Linked DNA regions of Homo sapiens: region 2 is linked to region 1. Evidence: chromatin loops called from intact Hi-C (ENCODE). Cell type or tissue: adrenal gland. All regions are shown on one strand. Each heading gives the region's core, and the rest is flanking DNA. Links, peaks and the distances in the headings are about the cores only. Region 1 overlaps OPCML (opioid binding protein/cell adhesion molecule like). Region 2 has its middle 18 kb from the start of OPCML.

Evidence for each region. A loop is a pair of places that touch in the nucleus more often than their neighbours do. Peaks named below come from ENCODE experiments on the same cell type or tissue, not always from the same donor. Only the 100,000 strongest peaks of a DNase experiment are listed, where the experiment ranks them.
Region 2: it touches region 1 in a loop (4-fold over the local background); 1 of 110 quality-filtered maps calls a loop at or near these places.

The regions. Positions count from the first base shown.
Region 1 is chr11:133,488,501-133,499,317 of GRCh38, reverse strand. The region is part of intron 1 of OPCML (opioid binding protein/cell adhesion molecule like); the gene reads left to right. Among named protein-coding and RNA genes, the nearest start is that of OPCML, 39 kb to the left of the region's middle. RefSeq lists enhancers at 800-1,300, 1,301-1,801. In adrenal gland, for the core only: no CTCF peak of the experiment used is centred there; no DNase peak of the experiment used is centred there.
Region 2 is chr11:133,544,888-133,555,704 of GRCh38, reverse strand. No RefSeq gene overlaps it. Among named protein-coding and RNA genes, the nearest start is that of OPCML, 18 kb to the right of the region's middle. RefSeq lists enhancers at 253-843, 844-1,435, 9,168-10,086. In adrenal gland, for the core only: no CTCF peak of the experiment used is centred there; a DNase peak (open chromatin) is centred at 5,874.

The DNA of each region.
Region 1 (10,817 bases), core at 1,090-9,089:
ATGCGATGGAGATGTTGTGTAAGGAAACTTGCTTTCATGCCCACTAGTTCCTCTGACCCTGCCTGCCCCTCGCCCGAAATCCCTGGTTCCCAAGACTTTTTCCCTCACTCTCCACTTTCCATATGGGCTGGTTTGCTGCCAGGTCAGCAAAAACGTTGACTTCTGGAGGGAGCTGGACGGCTTTTCAGCTTGTCCTCAGTGGACAGGGAGCATTGTGTCACCGTCCTTCAGTGACTGCAGTGGCATAAATACCATGGTGGTTCCAGGTCAAGATCCAACGCTGGCCCTGTAGCTTCCAGGCTTGGGATTTGTGGACTTGAACATGTAGGAGAACCTCATGTGCCTCATTGTAGTCATCTGTACAGTGGTAACAATCTTACCACATATCACACAGGGTTCTTGTAAACATAAAGCCATCATTCCATCTTAGAGCCTGTTGGGTTCCATAACTCCATCCATGGTAGCTGTTATTCTTACATCTAAAGTGACCACAGATCACTCCTCTGGCCTGCCTTGTTTTATAAGATTCATTTCTCATGCTTAAATCCTTTTTGCAGTTCTCCTTTGGGACCTCCCTGGTTTTCATATCCTTCCTATTAAGTGGAGCATAAAATCAGATGTGCGACGCTACTGGACTTTGGTTCCAATAAGGCCTGCATCTATGTGCCTACATTTGTCTTGCAGCTGAGACCGCACTTGTTCTTTGAGTAACTGTTAAGCTTTAGCCAGATGGGTGGGGAGAAGGACCCACTATATTTTCAAGTACAGTTGTCTTAGGCCCTGGGAGGCCCAGATGGTGCGAGGAAGGCTGGAGAGAAGGGGCCCTGCGCGATATTGTGCCCGGTTTCCTGGGATTGCTCTAGTTCTGACTCTCTTTTCTCTGACTCTTCTGGGTCTCGTCTGTGTCCTTTCACTGCCTCAGTCTCTCTGTCTCCTCTTCTGTCTCCCTCTGTCTCTGGCCCTTCCACATTTGGCTCTGGCATTGTCTCTACTTCATGTCTTGACCCAGCAAAGGTAGAATTTCAGGCCTTCCTTGCCAGCTTTGGAAGGGAGTAAAGCAGAAAACGCAGGGAAGCCAGGAGAGGTGCTCCTGGGAGAGACCTGGGCTCACTCTGGACTCTGAACTGGACCCCTTCAGAGCTCCTGTACACACTCAGAGGTGTTGGAATGAAGGGAAGCCTTGGAGCAACCGCCGCTTGCCCGGCACCCTCTCCTCTCCTCTCCGGTGGTGCAGAGATGCTGCCTTGGCCCCCGGCCCTCACACAGCCTGGCCTGTAATTTATACAAGTGCAGCTGATGTTCCCTTTTAAATTGACAAAAGCAGAGGATGGAGCCTGGGAAGCCTTCTGACCCTGGTGCCCTGGTCCGTGAAACTGACAGGCAGTGTGCAGTGCACTGTCTCTCGATTCACTTGCAGTGGGGAGATGCTGGTTAATTTGCCGGGACTCAGAGGTGACCCAGGTTTAATAAAGAGGATTAATGGATTTGAGCTAAAGGTCTTGGCTGTTTCAAGCAGATAGCCTCTTCCTTCTAAGACAGTTTGCAGCCTTTTGCTGAGTTCCTTCTCTTTGGGGAAATAGCACAAACTGCCTATTTAAAGGGGCCTTCCTTTTCCTTTCCTGCTTGACACTAGCTGGACTGAGCTGGCTGTGTGCTCTGTACGCATACTCAAAGCCAGAGGCATGAGGGCCCAAAGGAGAAATGCTGTTAACAAGAGCGACGTGACCAAAATCTCACTTTCACACTGTGCTGGTGGGAGCTTCCACCTGTCCAGAAAGCATCGTAGTAACAAGAATCAAAGCTCCTAAAATATTAGAAGTCAGGAGATTAGTTATTAAGTGAATCGGGGGGGACCAGAGAAAGGAAACGCTCAATGAAAGGCAATCCAAAAAATGAAGCAAGAAGTGAAGGGAGAAATATTCAAGGAAATAGATAGCTTAAAGAAAAAACTATCAAAAATTCAGGAAACTTTGGACACACTTTTAGAAATGCAAAATGCTCTGGAAACTCTCAACAATAGAATTGAACAAGTAGAAGAAAGAAATTCAGAGCTTGAAGAAAAGGCCTTCAAATTAACCCAATCCAACAATGACAAAGAAAAAAGAATAAGAAAATATGAACAAAGACTCCAAGAAGTTTGGGATTATGTTAAACGACCAAACATAAGAATAATTGGTGAAAAAGCATTAGACAAAATCCAGCATCCCTTTATGATTAAAACTCTCAGCAAAATCGGCATACAAGGGACACACTTTAATGTAATAAAAGCCATCTATGACAGACGCACAGCCAACATAATACTGAATGGGGAAAAGTTGAAAGCATTACCTCTGAGAACGGGAACAAGACAGGGATGCCCACGCTCACCACTCCTCTTCAATATAGTACTGGAAGTCCTAGCAAGAGAAATCAGACAAGGGAAAGAAATAAAGGCCATCCAAATTGGTAAAGAGGAAGTCAAACTGTCCCTGTTTGCTGACAATATAATCGTTTACCTTGAAAACCCTAAGGACTCCTCCAGAAAGCTCCTAGAACTGATAAAAGAATTCAGCAAAGTTTCTGGATACAAGTTTAATGTACACAAATCAGTAGCTCTTCTATATACCAACAGTGACCAAGTGGAGAATCAAATTAAGAACTCAACCCCTTCTTACAATAGCTGCAAAAGCTATAAAATACTTAGGAATATACCTAACAAAAGAATCAAAAGACTTCTACAAGGAAAACTACAAAACAATGCTGAAAGAAATCATAGATGACACAAACAAATGGAAACACATCCCACGCTCATGGATGGGTAGAACCAACATTGTGAAAATGACCATACTGTCAAAAGCAATCTACAAATGCAACACATCCCCATCAAAATACCACCATCCTTCTTCACAGAGTTAGAGAAAACAATTCTAAAATTCATATGGAACCAAAAAATAACCTGCATAGCCAAAGCAAGATTAAGCAAGAAGGACAAATCTGGAGGCGTCACACTACCTGATTTCAAACTGTACTATTAGGCCATAGTCAGCAAAACAGTGTGGTACTGGTATAAAAATAGGCACATAGACCAATGGAACAGAATAGGGAACCCAGAATTAAACCCAAATACTTATAGCCAACTAATCTTTGACAAAGCAAACAAAAACATAAAGTGGGAAAAGACACCCTTTTCCACAAATGATGCTGGGATAATTGGCTAGCCACATGTAGGAGAATGAAACTAGATCCTCATCTCTCACATTATACAAAAGTCAACTCAAGGTGGATTAAGGACTTAAGCCTAAGATGTGAAACTATAAAAATTCTAGAAGATAACGTTGGTAAAACCCTTCCAGACATTGGCTTAGGCAAGGTTTTCATGACCAAGAACCCAAAAGCAAATGCAATAAAAACAATGATAAATAGCTGGGACCTAATTAAACAAAAGCGCTTTTGCAGGGCAAAAGGAACAGTCAGCAGAGTTAACAGACAACCCACAGAGGGGGAGAAAATCTTCACAATCTATACATCTTACAAAGGACTAATATCCAGAATCTACAACAAAGTCAAACAAATCAGTAAGAAAAAAAAAATCCCATCAAAAGGTGGGTTAAGGATACGAATAGACAATTCTCAAAAGAAGATATACAAATGGCCAACAGACATATGAAAAAATGCTCAATATCACTAATGGTCAAAGAAATGCAAATCAGAACCACAATGCGATACCACCTTACTTTTGCAAGAATGGCCATAATAAAAAAATCAAAAAACGGTAGATGCTGGTGTGGATGCGGTGATCAGGGAACGCTTCTCCACTGCTGGTGGGAAAGTAAACTAAAACAGCCACTATGGAAAACAGTGTGGAGATTCCTTAAAGAACTAAAAGTAGAACTACCATTAGATCCAGCAATCCCACTACTGGGTATCTACCCAGAGGAAAAGAAGTCATTATTCGAATAATATACTTGCATACGCATGTTTATAGCAGTGCAATTCACAATTGCAAAATCGTGGAACCAACCCAAATACCAATCAATCAATGAGTGGATAAAGAAACTGTGGTATATATACAATGGAATACTACTCAGCCATAAAAAGGAATGAATTAATGGCATTTGCAGTGACCTGAATGAGACTGGAGACTATTATTCTAAGTGAAGTAACTCAGGAATGGAAAACCAAACATTGTATGTTCTCACAGATATAAAGGAGCTAAGCTATGAGGATGCAAAGGCATAAGAATGATACAATGAACTTCGGTGACTTGGGGGAAAGAGTGGCAGGGGGCAAGGGATAAAAGACTACAAATATGGTACAGCATATACTGCTTGGGTGATGCACCAAACTCTCACAAATCACCACTAAAGAAGTTACTCATGTAACCAAATACCACCTGTACCCCAATAACTTATGGAAAAATAAAATTGAAAAAACTTTTATTTTATTTTATTTTATTATTTTATTATTATTATACTTTAAGTTTTAGGGTACATGTGCACAATGTGCAGGTTAGTTACATATGTATACATGTGCCATGTTGGTGTGCTGCACCCATTAACTCGTCATTTAGCATTAGGTATATCTCCCAATGCTATCCCTCCCCCGTCCCCCCGCCCCACAACAGTCCCCAGAGTGTGATGTTCCCCTTCCTGTGTCCATGTGTTCTCATTGTTCAATTCCCACCTATGAGTGAGAACATGCAGTGTTTGGCTTTTTGTTCTTGCTATAGTTTACTGAGAATGATGGTTTCCAGCTTCATCCATGTCCCTACAAAGGACATGAACTCATCATTTTTTATGGCTGCATAGTATTCCATGGTGTATATGTGCCACATTTTCTTAATCCAGTCTATCATTGTTGGACATTTGGCTTGGTTCCAAGTCTTTGCTATTGTGAATAGTGCCGCAATAAACATACGTGTGCTTGTGTCTTTATAGCAGCATGATTTATAGTCCTTTGGGTATATACCCAGTAATGGGATGGCTGGGTCAAATGGTATTTCTAGTTCTAGATCCCTGAGGAATCGCCACACTGACTTCCACAATGGTTGAACTAGTTTACAGTCCCACCAACAGTGTAAAAGTGTTCCTATTTCTCCACATCCTGTCCAGCACCTGTTGTTTCCTGACTTTTTAATGATCGCCATTCTAAGTGGTGTGAGATGGTATCTCATTGTGGTTTTGATTTGCATTTCTCTGATGGCCAGTGATGGTGAGCATTTTTTTATGTGTTTTTTTGGCTGCATAAATGTCTTCTTTTGAGAATGAGAAGTGTCTGTTCATGTCCTTTGCCCACTTTTTGATGGGGTTGTGTGTTTTTTTTTTTTGTAAATTTGTTTGAGTTCATTGTTGATTCTGGATATTGGCCCTTTGTCAGATGAGTAGGATGTGAAAATTTTCTCCCATTTTGTGGGTTGCCTGTTCACTCTGATGGTAGTTTCTTTCGCTGTGCAGAAGCTCTTTAGTTTAATTAGATCCCATATGTCAATTTTAAAGACTTAAACGTTAGACCTAAAACCATAAAAACCCTAGAAGAAAACCTAGGCATTACCATTCAGGACATAGGCATGGGCAGGGACTTCATGTCTAAAACATTAAAAAACTCTTAAAATATTATGCATACTCTTTGACACAACAATTTTATTTTTATGATTTTATCTTATGTAGTAATTAAGATGACTGCAATGATGTCCACTAAATGCATGCTTATTTTTTTTTTAAATGGAGACAAAGAGATGTATAACAATAGAGAAATAGGTTATACTGCCTTTATGCAGTGGAATAATGGTTATTAAGAAAAGATGTTGTAGAAGTGTCTTATTGGTTTGAAATATATTCATGGGTTATAAAATGCTATGTTTAAACTCATTTCTGTAAAAAAAAGTATGCATGTACACATGGGGGAAGGCTATGCACCCATGTGACTGAACGAGATTCGAGGTGACTTTATTTTGGTGCCTTGTGTATTTATCCTCACTTTCTACTTATGTCTACAGTTGTATGTCATTTGTGTAATAATGGCAGCAAGAGCCCTTCATGGATCTCCCCAAAGGGTGCTGGGTGGCCCCTGAGGCCTGCCCGGCGTGCAAGGCTCCAGGCTTAAGCAGGCTGGCTTCCTGTGCTCTTACCATCTTCTCTCAGAAGGGTACAGGCCAGAGGCTCCCAGCCAGGATGGGGGTGGCCTTCTGGGGGGCAAGGTCATGAGCTCCTCAATCCTGCGCTTGTCATCACTGGTCCCAGGTGGTGCATTGGAGAGTTTTGAGGGGAGAGGAGCCCTCAGTTTGAGATGCAGATACTGGGCTCCGAAGGACTGACAGGTGGTCCTTCCCAAAGGGAGCAGAGCCTAACTGAACCCTTCTCCTTGCCTCGTGGTGGTGCCTGATGCTTCTTATGGCATATTCTCCAGTGTGCCTTTCTATCCTGTTTTAAATGACTCCCACAGGGATGGTGCTGCTGTATCCCCAAGGAGACTGCTTCTGCATCTAATAGACTATTCTGCCATGTAATAGACCTCGCAGTTAGGACATTCCCTCAAGTTTCCATTAGCCACTAAGTGCTTATAAATTTCCCGTTAATATTTATTCAGAAATTTTACTGGGCACTGAATTTAAACTTTTTTTTTTTTTTGGCAGTAATTGCCTGCTTAGCTCTTATCTGTCTCCCTGATATTAACATCAGGATTACTTTTTATTTTCCCCTTTGATCGTTGGGCATCATTGTCTCCAACTTAATTCTTCTGCAACCCTGGGACGTGTTTTAGTCTCTAATGACTTATCTCTCCATTCATATGGCCATGTCTTACTTTGTTATTAAAAAAACCCCAGCAACTTCTGAGCAGCCTTTTTACCCATGATTTTAGCCTCAAATCTTCATGACGTTTGGGTTGTTCCTCCCTTTGCTTTTATATAAGGCTGTTATCAAGGGTAGAAAAAGTGTGGGTGAAAAGCTGATTTGGAATGAGAGTTTCGTCTCCTAGGGGATTAAGTACTAAAAGAAAAAAAGGCCAAAAGCATCCATATGAGGCCAGCATTCAGTAGGAAACACATGTTTGTGAAATGGATCCTCTCCCAGAGAAGCAGGACCCAGTGCGGTGGGGAGGCAGGTTGATTCCTAGCTCTGCTGTAGCTCTCCATGGTCCCCACTCCCCCTCTTCCCTTCCTGTCCACTCAGTCTACACCTTTGGCCAGGCTACGTTTTTCCTTAGAGCAGGACAGAGCACTGGCGAGGTTTGCCTGCTGAAAAAGCCAGCATATGCAGTCATGATGAGAGCTTCCCATGTGTTCCTTCTGTGGATGAGACCCCATGTATGATTCTAGGCACTGATTTGAGCGTGCTTTCCTCATCTCCTCTCCTGCCTACCCCAGGCTATTCTAAGTTTTAATCAAGGTGTGACACTTGCTGTGGGAGCCCAGGATAGAAAGGCCTCGTGAGTGAGAATACAAGAGTTCTGCTATTTCTGGGTCTTGCCTGATTGGAGTTCCTGATCCTTCTTTCACTTTTCCTGACCTCATGTTCCCCCTGGCATTTCGGCTCTGCTAACTGAATGGTAAATGCTCAGTGCTTCCCTTTCTTGATGTGCTGGAAGCGACTCTCTCTCCAAGGACCTGTGGCCAGAAAAGGGGTTCTGGTCTATAGAAAGGGATCAACGAGAAGATTTCAAACCTCATCATGCTGCTGCAGCCTGCCTCAGTCACATTCTGCCTCTGGGCGATTTTCTGGGATTCCTCGCATAGCTTATGGGTACTTTTTACCCATGTTTCCCCTTTCCCAGTGCTCCCTGATGTCCTTAGTGGAAATAGAAAGCAGGAATTCCTTAGACAAGGATCTGCAGAGAGGGTGGGGGAAATATTGTTTATGAGCAGGAGCCAAACTATAACCACACAATAAGAATGTTCCCAGCCCAGCCTCTTCTCCTCTCAAGAGGACCGTTACAGTGAAATCGATCAAATGAACTGTTTTTCTCCCCTCACCTAGTGTGTCGTGGTGCCTTCCAAAAATGAGTGGAAAGAGACATTTTTCAAGGCTGTGTGATGCTGAGGGGAAGGTGTAAAGTGACTAGGAGGCCTCAACATAGGTGGGACGTGAGCCCTGGCAAGCCCAGCAAGGGAGTGTCTGGGCTGACTTCTGCACACCCATTGATTGCCTCCTCACTTCTCTTCCTGCCTGAGGTTGTCGACCTGGGCATCATCCGACACTGCACAGACCTTACCCAGTTCATTGACCTTTGATCAACTTTCCCATAGAATTTCACACTGCTGACTTCTCATTCACTCACTCATTCATTCGATAAATGTTTAATAAACACCTACTCACTCTCTGTCAGGCAGTGTTCTAGGTACAGGGGATATAGCAGCAAGCAAGACACTTAGCAATTCTGCCTTCATGCAGCTTCCATTCTAGTGAGAAGAGATTGGCAGTTAAAGAATAAACTCTATGGTATAAGGGGATAAGAGTTATGGAACAGCATAACGTTGACGGGGGCCTAGGGTGAAGGAAGATGACATTTTAAAGATGTAAAGGGGATGAGATAGCAAGCCATGAGGACAGCCATTTGGGATGTAGCCTCTCTGCTGATGTAGGATTATGGCTGGTATATTGGAAGGAGGCCTCAATCATCAAAAAAAGCAAGAAAGGAGGAGAGACTGCCATGGGAGCTTTTATTCTTGTTGAGTTGGAAAGTCATTGGAAGACCATTGTCCACAGAGGAGTGGCATGGTCTCACTTATATCTCCTGGGCTGACCCGGGCTTCCATGTTGAGAGGAGGTGGCTTATTTGGAAGCATATTTGCCTTTTCTTGGGATTCTCACTTTCATTGGCTTTAGTAGCTCACTCCTGACCCTCGTTTTACTTCACTGACCTTGCCTGCCATCCTGGGCCTCCACATGCTTCACTGATGGCTGTATCAATTTATGTCTTACAGAATATGAGATTCAAAAGATGAAAAATTAGGAATATACAATGTTCAAGTATATCTGCATGTAAAATACAAAGAACTCACAGTGAAATATTGAACTACAAAAAAAGCAGGTCATTTGGAGATTTTTCATCTTTAATATGTAGGTCGGGATGGAAATCTCAGAAAGGTGGGTTCCTGTTGAGAATTACAACCTTATGCCACTTTGTTTTTATTCTCACCCTCAGAACTTTTCTCTTGCATGCGTCCTGGGCACAGTGGTGTGCAGGAAACAACAAGCTCTCTGAAGGAGTAAAACAAACCCTGATATGTAGCATTTGCTGATTTTAGGGTATATATCCTTAGCCATAGCTGATTTTAAGCTCCTCATGTATTTGGTATGAGGTACCTAAATCTTCACTTTTATTTACGATAATGGTCTCCAGTTCCATGCATGTTGCTGCAAAAGACATTTCATTTTTTTATGACTGAGTAGTATTCCATGGTGTGTGCATGTGTGCATGTAGGATGTATATGTATGTATAAATATGTATGTGTGTGTATATGTATATGTGTGTGCATGTATAAAAAAATATATATATATATATATGTATATACACACACACACACATTTTCCTCATTTCTCTGTTGATGGACACTTAGCTTGATTCCATAACTTTGCTATTGTAAATAGTGCTGTAATAAACATATGAGTGTGGGTATCTTTTTGAAATAATGATTTATTTCCCTTTGGGTAGATAGCCAGTAGTGGGGTTGATGGATTGAATGGTAGTTCTATTTTGTATTAATTTACATTCCGCCAACAGTGTATAAGCATTTTTTAGTCTCTGCATCCTCACTAACACCTGTTGTTTTTTGACTTTTTAATAATAGTCATTCTGACTGGTGTAAGATAGCATCTTATTGTGTTTTAATGTACATTTCTCTGATTAGTGATGTTCAGCACTTTTAATATGTTTGCTGGCCATTTATACGTCTTCCTTTGAAAAATGTCTGTTTATGTCCTTTGTCCACTTTTAAATGGGGTTATTTGTTTTTTTATTTGTTGAGTTGTTTGAGTTCCTTGTAGATTCTGGATTTAGCCCTTTGTCAGATGCATAGTTTACAGTTTTTTTTTTTAAACCGTTCTTTAGGTGGTCTGTTGACTTTGTTGATTGTTTCTTTTGCTGTGCAGAAGCTTTTAGTTTAATTAAGTCCCATTTATCTATTTTTGGCTTTGCTGAAGTTGCTTTTGGGAACTTGGTCATAAATTCTTTGCCTAGGCCAATGTCCAGAAAAGTTTTTCTTAGGCTTTCTTCTAGGATTTTTATAGTTCCAGGTCTTACCTTTAGGTCTTTAATCCATCTTGAGTTTTTGCATGTGGTGAGAGATAGGGGTCCAGTTTCATTCTTCTGCATATGGGTATCCAATTTTCCCAACACCATTTAGTGAAGAGGGTGTCCTTTCCCCAGTGCACATTTTTGTTGATCCTGTCAAAAACCAGCTGGTTGCAGGTACATGGCTTTTGGGGGTGGGGGGTGGGTTCTCTCTTCTGTCCCATTGATCTATGTGTGTATTTTTATGTCAGTACAATGCAGCTTTGGTTACCATAGCCTTGAAGTATAATTTGAAGTCATGTAGTGTGATGCTTCCAGCTTTGTTCTTTTGCTTGGGATTGCTGTGGCTATTCTGGTTTTTATTTTGTCCCATATAAGATTTAGCATTGTTTTTTATAATTCTGCGAAAAATGACATTGGTAATTTGATAAAGATTGCATTGAATCTGTAGATTGCTTTGGTCAGTAATGATTCTTCCAATCTATAAGCATGGAATTTTTTCCATTTATTAGTGTCATCTATGATTTATTCCATCATAATTTTGTAGGTATCTTTCACCTTCTTGGTTACATATATTCCTAGATATTTTATTTTCTTTAGCTGTTGTA
Region 2 (10,817 bases), core at 1,991-9,990, 55 kb before region 1:
TTTCTTCCAAAGGGGGCAGCTGCTTCCCAGAGCAGGCAGATTGTTGCTGGGCAGAAATACACATCCAATGATGCCAGCTCTCATGGTTTTTCAAGAGAAACTGGGTTTTATGTGAAATCTTTGAGTTTTAAATGTTAGCAACTAACTCGAATAATTAAAAAAAAAGTTGCAGTGCCAACGATGCTCTTCTCTGGCTGGACTGTCCAGAGCAACAGCAGTTAGTGTTCTGAGAGAAAGGTTTGTGTGAACTCCTAAAGATGCACGTGAAGACTGTGGCAGAAACGTCCACGGTTATCAAATAGCTCTCTCATCACTGAAGAATGCCTTTGTTTTGGAGACAGAAAGGGAAACTCAAATACTTGTCATTTGCTTTCTTCTCTTTGCTATTGCATAGCACTTGGCAGTATTCGGGGAAAAAAAAACACTCAAATAAACAACACTGATTTTTCTTTGAATATAGAAATCCCAGAGCACGCCCACTGGAGACTTGGACTAGGTCTGACCGTTTTTTTCTGTACCTCCTGACACCTAAGCCAAAATGAGCTACAACGCTCTAAATTCTCCTTTGCAGAAGCAAGTGAAGGCCTAAGGCTAAGAGGCATGGCTGTCCCTGGACAGAGATCTCCTCCTACAGCAGCTCTCTCCAACCTCCCTGTGCTTTGACTCTGAGGACCCTGCCACCTCCTGCCCCATTCTCTCTCCTGAGTAACGCTGCTGCAAGGAGCATGTGGGGTGGGGGAGCTGCCTTCAGGGCCGTGCGCCTTCTGTGCCCATTCCCTGACTCTGGCCATCACTGAATATGCCTGTGCCTGGCTGCTGCAGTCTGAGGGAGGGGACACACTGGATCTTGAAAATTTTAAAGTACAGTTGATGTTACCTTCCTTAGAAGATGAAAGGGCATGGGCCACTCTGAGTGCTGGAGCTCCCTGGAGGATGGGGTGGGGTGGGGGAGGCGTGCTTCCCCCCGGGCCCTGCAGTGCTGGCAGGCTGCCCTCGCCAGGCCGTTGATGGTGCCCACCAGCCAAGGGCTATAAATACAGTCACATTTCCCACACACTGTATTTATGTTTCAGAAAATGTCTGCGTTGCATACGTAATGTAGGAGATATAATTATAATATTTCAAAACTGGCCAAATTTCGTGAAATATAAAATAACAGATGGCACCACACAATATTGGTGCGGTGTGCTTCATTTAAATCATAACTGGGGCCTGAAAATGTTCCCATTTCGTGCAGGGTGGTGACGAGAGTGTGTGCTGGGAGGAGGGGGCGGGGTGGTTCCCCTTCTCTGTCCTCTCCAAGCTTTTCTTTCCAAGGAAAGCGGAGTTATCGCGCTAGCGCTATTCGTTCCCGGTAGCCTCGAGGCCGGCCTTGCTAATCTAACCATTGTTTCCTTCCCAGTGTTTCCTTTATCTGGGGAAAAGGAAGTTTGACTTGGAAACTCAAGCTATGGCTTGGACGTTGACAGCCTATCAGATATTAGGCCCCAGTTTTGTGGGTGGCATTGACCCCTCCCAGGTGTCTATTATTCATTAACAACCAAGAAGCTGTTGTTAAAATTTCAAACCTCCAGATACATGTTCTTCTCTTTATCTTCAGCAGTAGCCGTGACACCGGCTGCTCCCACACAGGCATGGGCTGTGCAACATGGAGAATTGGCAGATGGTGCCTGCTTTGTTTTGACCCATTGCTTGTTCTCCACCTTCATCCAAAGCCGAAACAGTCTGAGATGTCACCAGTTCTCAAAAGGTCCTTGGGACACTGGAGTTCAAGTGTGAAATTAGGACACCCTCAAGCCTTGTCTAGAAGCAAGGTTATACTAAGAGACAGCCACACGGTCTCTGCTGCTCAGATCTCCTCAGACCAAACCAAATGGCTCATTGCTCAGATCGATCTGGGTTCATATACACACTTATACACAATCCACATTCCCCAAGCAGTTGCATTTGTTTCTTTTTTCATCCTAATTGCCCTTCTTATCTCACTGAAGAAACCATAATGTTTAGCAGTAAGTTTGCAGATCCCTAAATTGTTCATGAACAATACAGTCATAATGGGCCATGGATGCTGGTTCCCGGCTCTGCTGCCTGGTATGTGAAGTGCTCTGTAACTCAGCTTTTACTGTGTCGAAGGCGGCAGAATCAGCCCCACCTGGGCTGAAATAATCAGTAGGTATCTGCATTTACCCTTTGAAGGGAATTTATTTCCATAGCTCCTGCCTATCACAGATAATTGGGAATCTAAATGTGAGAAAATCATTGATCTTTGGGCAGAACAACATTCAGTGATTGAGGATAACAAATTTCAGCTTCACGGAAGAAACAGCACTGAAGAAAAAGCCATCCTAAAGGGCAGTAAGTTCCCCATCAATGGAGGTATCCAAGTAAGACCTGGGTGGCCACTGGGAAATGATGGCATGGTGGAAGGCATTCCAGAGCCTTGCTTCTCAGAGTGTGGTTCCCAGAACCAGCGGCATCAGTATCAGCTGGAAGCTCCCTGGGGATGCAGATGCTCAGGCCTTGCCTAAGATCCACAGAGCCAGGATCCGCATTTTGGCCAGATCCCTTGGGGGTTTGTATGCATGTTAATGTGTGGAGCACTGCCGGATCGGAGTCCTCATGTACTCATGTTTCTGAGTGAGCTGTTCCAGGTGTATGTGGTTTATCACAAGCCTAGGACTGGCTGTGGCGCTCAGCACCCTCTGAATTCTTACACAGAAAGACCACGGACAAGGAAAGTCTGAGGAGCTGAGGAGGCTCCCCTGACTCCTTCCCTCCTTCATGCTTTTAAGACTGTGGAATTGGGAAGTGGCCCTTTTCTTGGCCTGCTGTCCACTCCACTCCCAACTTGCTGAGGGTGCTGAAATTCACACTGTGGGTTATTCGTTTGAGCTTGAGCATTGAGAGGTCTCATGAAAACGATAGCATCTTAAGTAGATGCAGTAATGCCTTAAGCCGTTATTACCAATTAAGCTATTAATGTTAATTAGTGTATCAATTTGCTATCAAAGAGCAGGTCTTATCATCTTCACATCCCCACTACTCACCATGTTGCCTGAGATACATTATTAGATAATTTATTCTCCATGTATAGCTTTTTCCAAAAAAAGGATTTGGGGTGGCGTGGCCTGGTCCAGTAAATATATGTTAAACCAGAATGGTTCAGAATCTATGGGAGTTAGTCAAGGTACAGGTGGGTAAAAGGATTCTTCGCAGGGAAATTTCTGAGGATGAGGCATCCCAGGGAGCTCTGGACAGCCAGGGGCAGCTGCAGAAAGACAGAACTTATGGTACCTCTTCCACGATGTGCACAGAGAAGACTTGTGACCCTTATACAGAACACACTCTTTGCCTCTTGCCCTTGTGACAGTGGACACTCCAGAACTTGCATGATATGTGCCCAGGCTTACCGATGCAGATGTGCTATGAGGAAGTGGCTAAGAGCATGGGCCCCGGACCCAGGAGAATCCTGGCTATGTCTATTCCTAGTGCAGTAATGGCCTTGGGAAAGTTGCTCAACGTTTTTAATCCTGTACGTCTTTGCCTGTGAAATGAGGATAAGAGTAGGACCATCCAACAGGGTTGTGAGGATGGAATGATGGAACACGCTGTGCTTTGCACAGTGCCCAGCACATAGTAAGTGGTTAGCAAGTAGTAAACGTTGTTGCTGTTGCCATTGTTGTCATTGTTTTGCTAGGGCAAGCTATTTCAACTCGCTTTTGAATATAATCCCACATTCAGACTCAGAATTTCACAGATCATTTTACGACTTTTTAACAGCACCTAAAGATGTATCCTGATCCTGACTTCTTCTCTGGTTGACTTGTGTGCTCCTTGCTGCAGACGTCACTATCATCTCTTCTTTTGTAGATACAGATAGTTTCCTGGGCAACTTTCATTTGCATAAGGGTATGGGAGATCCATATTGCTTTATAAGAAAAAGACAAATCTAGAGGTATTTCATTCAATCTTCACTGTCATATGATTGTCAAATATGCTCTCCAAAGAAGTCTTCAACCATGAGGACAAAATACTAAAGATGGAACTAAGTGAAATAAGTTATTACCAAGTTCCTTATCCATTCTGCAGGCAGAACTCCTCCTACATTTAAACAAACCCATGTGAAGGAAAACTAGACCGAAAGACTAAGGATGACTCCTTTTTCTTAATTTTTTTTTTCTAGGAAGGTTAATTTGTTGATGAGGATACACAAGAATGTCCAGGATATCCTTTCATCTTCCCATGTCCTCATGCTGAGCTGCTTCGGAGGAAAGGTTTACATATCTTTCAACTTTCTCTAAAAAACAAGAACCTGGGGTACAAGGAAATAGGGTTTCGTGCCTTAGGCTGGGTGTGCTGAGGGCATTCACTAGTTTTCCCACGAATGTTCTTTCATTCCAGGATCCCATCCAGGATACCATATTGCATTTAGTCATCATGTCTCCTTAGTATCTTCTGAACTGTGTCCAACACAGAAATCCAATTTTGTCAACATTTCACCACAAGCCGGGGAAGGATGCTGCCCGTTTCTCAGCTATTTTACAATCACTATTGAGTTCCTACTGTGTGAGACAAGGACAAGTTTACCAGCTGGGGATGGTTATGGAGAGGTGCAGAAATAGTTACTATACCTTGTGACACCTACTGTAACAGGAAATATACGAGGCACTATAATATCCCTGAAAATAAATGGATGATTCTTGCCAGGAAGATACAACAGCCCAATTCATATTTTCTGGTAGAGGGTTCATTGGGATGAACCTCGTGGTCAAATGAATCAATTGAATTGGGATGTCCATTTATGTAAGAGATTGTGTTTCAACACAGTTCAGAAAGAAAAAAAAACGCCCATGAGCATCGCTCCTATGAACCGATGATTAACAGAGAGTGTTGGAGGGTTACATTCATAGAGCTCGGCTTTTCCAGTCCAGCTGTGAAATGGAGGTGTGGGGTCTGCTTGAGACAGATCTGGGTTGGGGTCTGGAGTGGTAAGTGGCCCCCCAGTCTTTCTCTGTCTCTTCATAGCCGGTATTCTTGGAAAGTTGTCTATGTGTTTGTCCTCTCTCCTTTCTTCACCTTCTACTCATCTTCCAACCCACAGGAGGTTAGCTTCTACTCCCTTACTGCTACAAAGGAGTTTTTTCTAAGGCCATTAATGCCCTCCCTGACAATCAGGTAACAGAAGAAAGTTAACACTCATCGTAGCCAGTTGCTGCATTGTCCATCACTCCCTCCTCATGAAGGCCCTCTCTTCTCCTGGATTTTGTAACATGACCCTCTCTTAATCTGCTCCCACTTTTCTCTCTGCTCATTCCTGGCAAGTATTTTTTAGTCAAGCCATTGAAAAGATAAGACTCAGTTCTAGGTTTCCTTATTCCTGTATATGTTTCCCAAGATCATCTCATTTTTTGACATTGTGGCTGGCATCAATTACTGTAGAGCTTAAAGAGTACAATTCATCATTTCTCTCTCCCCACCGGCTTCTGAAAGAGCTGAGAAACACCAAGTCAAACAGGCATCAAACTATCAATCTTATTACTAGTAAGGCTGAACTGGAGAATGCAGTCTTGATTCAAGTCCAAAATGAGCTTCTCATTTAACAGCCTCCTTTCTCCCAGTTGATCTCATTCATTTGGCCACAGGCAAAATAATTTGTCAACTGTAGCTGTAGGCCTCCCTCTGCAGAGCCAGGGCCTGCCAGTGGCTTATCACCCAGAGGAGGAAGGAACAGAAAGGAGGACACACATGAACTCCAGATAGCCCTTTTAAGGGGAGAAAGGCAGCGAGAAAGAGGGAGAGAGGGCCAGATGGAGGGAGCAGGGCGGGAGACACAAAACGAATAAATGTGTGTGAGCAGAGCCTGGTAATACATTAACCCTGCCTAGTGGAGAAACAAGGACTCAGACATGTCAGACCTTTGTCATCTCTCTAATTAGAGAAATCAATCTTATTCCTGTGGGGGAAGAGCAGTGGGAAGCAAAGGACAGACAGCAGCTTCTTAATATTTTTCCTGAGAAGGCAAAAGTCTCTATTACCTGAACCTGAAGAAACTTGGAGAGAGGGAGTGACGACTCCTTCAATTGCTGCTTATGCCACGCAGCTTACAAAGTCTTGGCCTGTGTTGAGTTATTACTGTGTGCCAGGCACTATGCTCATGGCTTCGTGTCCATGGTCTCAGATCTTCATGTCAACTCTGAGGTTGGGGGGTGGGAATTGTTAAGGAAATTAAGCTTGGAGAGTTTCAGGTCACACCGACTGTCGGGAATGGATACAGGATTGGAGGCCAGGCAGTCTGACTCTAGAGCAATGAGCTGTTGTGATGTGTTGTGATGCTGCTTCCCCAGCAGAACCCATGACTGCACTCTTCAGCCAGGTCTGAGTTCACTGTGTCCTTTCTCATTCATTGACACTATGTCCGTGCATCTGTGCAGAAACAGAACCAGGAATCGAGGGGTCAGATTTGGAAATTCTGCTGCCCCTGTTCCCATCACCACCAAATTCTGTGGCTTGTGTTTCCTAAAACTCTACAGTCCGGTAGTGGGTGTCCGTGCCCATTGCCATCATCTAGTGCTTTAGACAAAGCTGCTCTTGTTCATGCCTGGACTGATGCAGTGCACTTCCGACTGTCCCCGCCCCATCCATGTCTGCTCCTTTCCAATTCATTCTACACATTGCACCCAGAATGCTCATGCACACTTCCTTCCCCAAACTTATAAATCATCACTAGTTCTCCCTCAGTGTCAGGATGGAGACAACGCTGCTCAGCAGAGCCTGTGGTCTCCCTAGGATTTGGCCTTCCTCTGCTCCTCCACCCTCACCAGCCCTGGCCACCTGGGCCTTCTTTCAGTTCCTTAAATGGGCCCTGGTCATTTCCCGCACGTGCATCCCCCTAACCTGAATTACTTTCATTCATCCCTGAGATCTCAGATGAAATCTCTCCTCCTGAGGGAAGGCTTCCCTGGCCTGTTAAACCAGGTTCAGCCTCCCGCTTCTCCTCTCTTAATACAGTGCCCCTCCATTTCGGGTAATCGTCACGGTGATAATTCCTGTCTATGTGCATGATTATTTAACAAAAGTCTCTACTTCCCTGTGGACTTTAAATTCAGGGTCCAGAGGCCTTGTCTGGTGTTACCGTCTTGTATCTCAAGTGTCTAGTATAGAGTCTAACCAGAATATTCTCAATAAATGCCATTGGCTCCTCTTATGATGACGGTGATGCCTAACATCAACTGAATACTTTTGCATGCCAGACACTGTTCTCAGTGCTTCTTAACACATGTTGCCATCCTTTCTCACACTGGCATGAGGAGGTAGTTACTTTCTTTATCCCCATTGTATCGATGAGGAGACTGAAGATAGCAGACACCGAGGCGTGCTGCCTGGAGGGACTGAGTGTCAGAGCCAGATCCCAAACCCAGGTCTGTTTGGATGCTTGCCATGAGGCTCTGCTGCCTCGGAAGCATCCATTGCTGGACTGTTTATCTGAGAGCTGGAAAGAGAAGAAATCAAAATCTTAGTTATCTGTGAAATGGCCTAACCCCCTATTGCATATATGTTGGGTGTCTTCGTCACTTGACTGAGACAAAAGTTATTTGTGACTGTGTCAAATGTAAGTTTCCATATTTCTGATTTTTTAAAGACTGGAAGAGGGCTGAGAAAAACCAGACCAAGAACCAGAGCCAAGAATAAAGTGCCCTGGGGCATGCCGCAGGGAGTAGAGAGCATGGGTGTGCAGGGATGCAGGCAGGAGCGGGCGGACAAGGCAAATCAAGACATCAAGGAGGAAGGAGTCTAACGGCAGGGCCAGGGAGTTGGAAGAGCCCTCCGTGTGGTTGCATGCAAGCCCACACTCTGGAAGGAAACTTCGTATGGGTAGGGCAGGCTGCAGAAAGAGTTTGACGAAGAGTTTCCTCAAGTGACACCCTGAGAAGCAGTCAGCTGGAGGTCAGTGTGGGGGTGTAGAGACCTTTCCACCTGGCATGCGATCCAGGAAACTTCCATGTGGGAATCTTCGGGATCCGCTTGAGAATAAGACTTGCTAGAAATCAATACGTCAGGTTGTTGCTGGACCAGTAATGACAACAGTGGCCCTTTATTGAGCTCCTAAGCGCTGTGCTGAGTGCTTTACAGACTTTCTCTCACTTACTCCTCATGGCAGCACTGTGGGATGAACATTCTTATCTTAATTCATCAGGTAAGGAAATAGGGACTCAGAGAGGGGAGGGCAGCTGTCTAAGGTTACACAGCAGGATTCTGACTCAGGCCTATCTGATCTCAAAGTCTCTTCACTCTCTGAATTCTGCCTGTTGGAGTATGGCTTGTGGCCTACACCACAAAAGTGATTTTGTAGGGACCCTTGATGTTCATTCATTCATTCACGCATCTCTACGTTCATTCCATACATATTTACTGAATTCCTCCTGGAGACTGAGGCTGCAGTGAAGAACAGCAGTGCTGAGAAGGCCCTGGCCACAGATGCAAGAAACAAAAGTGACGATCCTCAAGCCAACACAGGTTTCCTGTTTACTAGTGTCCCCAGTGGGCGGTGATAGCACAGGTTGTGACACTTTTTTCCAGAAAAGTGGCACAAGGTAAGGAGCCTGCACAAGGGAAGGAGGCCGCACAAGGTGAGGAGGCTGCACAAGGGGGAGGAGGCTGCACAGAGGGACGAGGCTGCACAGGGGGAGAAGGCCACACTGGGGCAGGAGGCTGCACAGGGGGAGGAGGCCACACTGAAGTAGGAGGCCACACTGAAGGAGGAGGCCGCACAGGGGCAGGAGGCCACATAGGGGGAGGAGGCCACACTGGGGGCAGAGGCCACACAGGGGGAGGAGGTTGTGCTAAAGGAGGAGGCTGCACAGGGGGAGGAGGCCACACAGGGGGAGGAGGCCGCACTGGGGCAGGAGGTCGCACATGGGGAAGAGGCCACACTGAAGGAGGAGGCCACACGGGGAGGAGGCCATATTGAAGGAGGAGGCTGTACAGGGGGAGGAGGCTACACAGGGGGAGGAGGCCACAATGAAGAAGGAGGCTACACAGGGCGAGGAGGCCACACAGGGGAAGGAGGCCACACTGAAGGAGGGGGCCACACAGGGGGAGGAGGCCGCACTGGGGGCAGAGGCCACACTGGGGCAGGAGGTCGCACATGGGGCTGGAGGCCACATTGAAGGAGAAGGCCACACAGGGGAAGGAAGCCACACAAGGGGAGGAGGCCATACTGAAGGAGGAAGCTGCACAGGGGGAGGAGGCCACACAGGGGGAGGAAGCTGCACAGGGGGAGGAGGCCATACTGAAGGAGGAGGCTGCACAGGGGGAGGAGGCTGCACAGGGGAGGAGGCCGCACAGGAGGAGGAGGCTGCACAGGGGGAGGAGGCCACGCTGAAGGAGGAGGCTGCACAGGGGGAGGAGGCCACACAGGGAGGAGGCCACACAGGGGGAGGAGGCTGCACAGGGGAGGAGGCCACGCTGAAGGAGGAGGCTGCACAGGGGAGGAGGCCGCACAGGAGGAGGAGGCTGCACAGGGGGAGGAGGCTGCACAGGGGGAGGAGGCTGCACAGGGGAAGGAGGCTGCACACGGGAGGAGGCCACGCTGAAGGAGGAGGCTGCACAGGGGAGGAGGCCGCACAGGAGGAGGAGGCTGCACAGGGGGAGGAGGCTGCACAGGGGAAGGAGGCTGCACAGGGGAGGAGGCCACGCTGAAGGAGGAGGCTGCACAGGGGGAGGAGGCTGCACAGGGGGAGGAGGCTGCACAGGGGAAGGAGGCCATGCTGAAGGAGGAGGCCACACAGGGGAGGAGGCCGCACAGGGGGAGGAGGCTGCACTGTGGGAAGAGGCTGCACAGGGGAAGGAGGCCATACAAGGTGGGGTGAGGGGCCTGCATGAGTCAGGAGCCTGCTGTGGTCCCTTTTCACTCTGAGATCAGAGAACGGGCGATACCCTGTATGTCATCACCAGCTGATGTTTCTGTCTGTGGTCCACGGAAACCAAGGGCTCTTGACACAGATTAGCCCCTGTGCTCCGGGCTGTTCCCTGGCCTCTATGGGGAGGAGGGGCCTCACTTACCAACATGGCTTCTTGCTTCCGAATGCCTTGTTCTCCCAAAGCCAAAATCGGTACTCAGTCCTGCTCCCTTTCCTTCTGTGGAACCAGCTGCTTCACTACCCCCCACTCCCTCCCTCTCTCATTTCTCTCCATCCTGGTGGGTAAAGGGCCTTTTCTTTGTACTGTCATGCAAATGTGTGAGTCTCTTCCACAAAGTGTGTACTTAAGAAGGGGGCGAGGGAGCATCATGCAAAACGAGGTAAGCAGGTTTTGGTGGTTGTTTTTAAAACAGTTTTCTCTCCTGCTTGAATATGTCACTGAAGAATATTACTCTTTCAGTTTGCATTTGTGTCTTGGTAAATGGTCTCAGTGTCATTATGCAGATCCTCCCTAGGGACCTCCTCCCTCCCCCACCATTACTAATGCCCACTGGCCTGCTTTGGAGGAGGAACCAAAACCACACTTTCTGGCCCCTCTACTTGTAGGTGCCTGTGAAGGTCACACATGACTTTTTCACCTACTCCTGCTCTTCCAGGTTTCTGAGAACATGAACATCCCTCTCTGGAGGACCATATTATCTCCAACTGATTATAGAAATGTAATGAAGGCTTCATGTGCCACACACTGAGATATCCAGATGGGTAAAATTGAGCCCTTGCAAAATGATCTCTTCACTATTTCTCCTACTTGGGGAGGAAGTTGGATAATTTCTAAGTCTCTGGTGATGTTTTCTTGGGTGAGAATAAAAGCATTCTCAGATTCTCAGTGTTTTAACT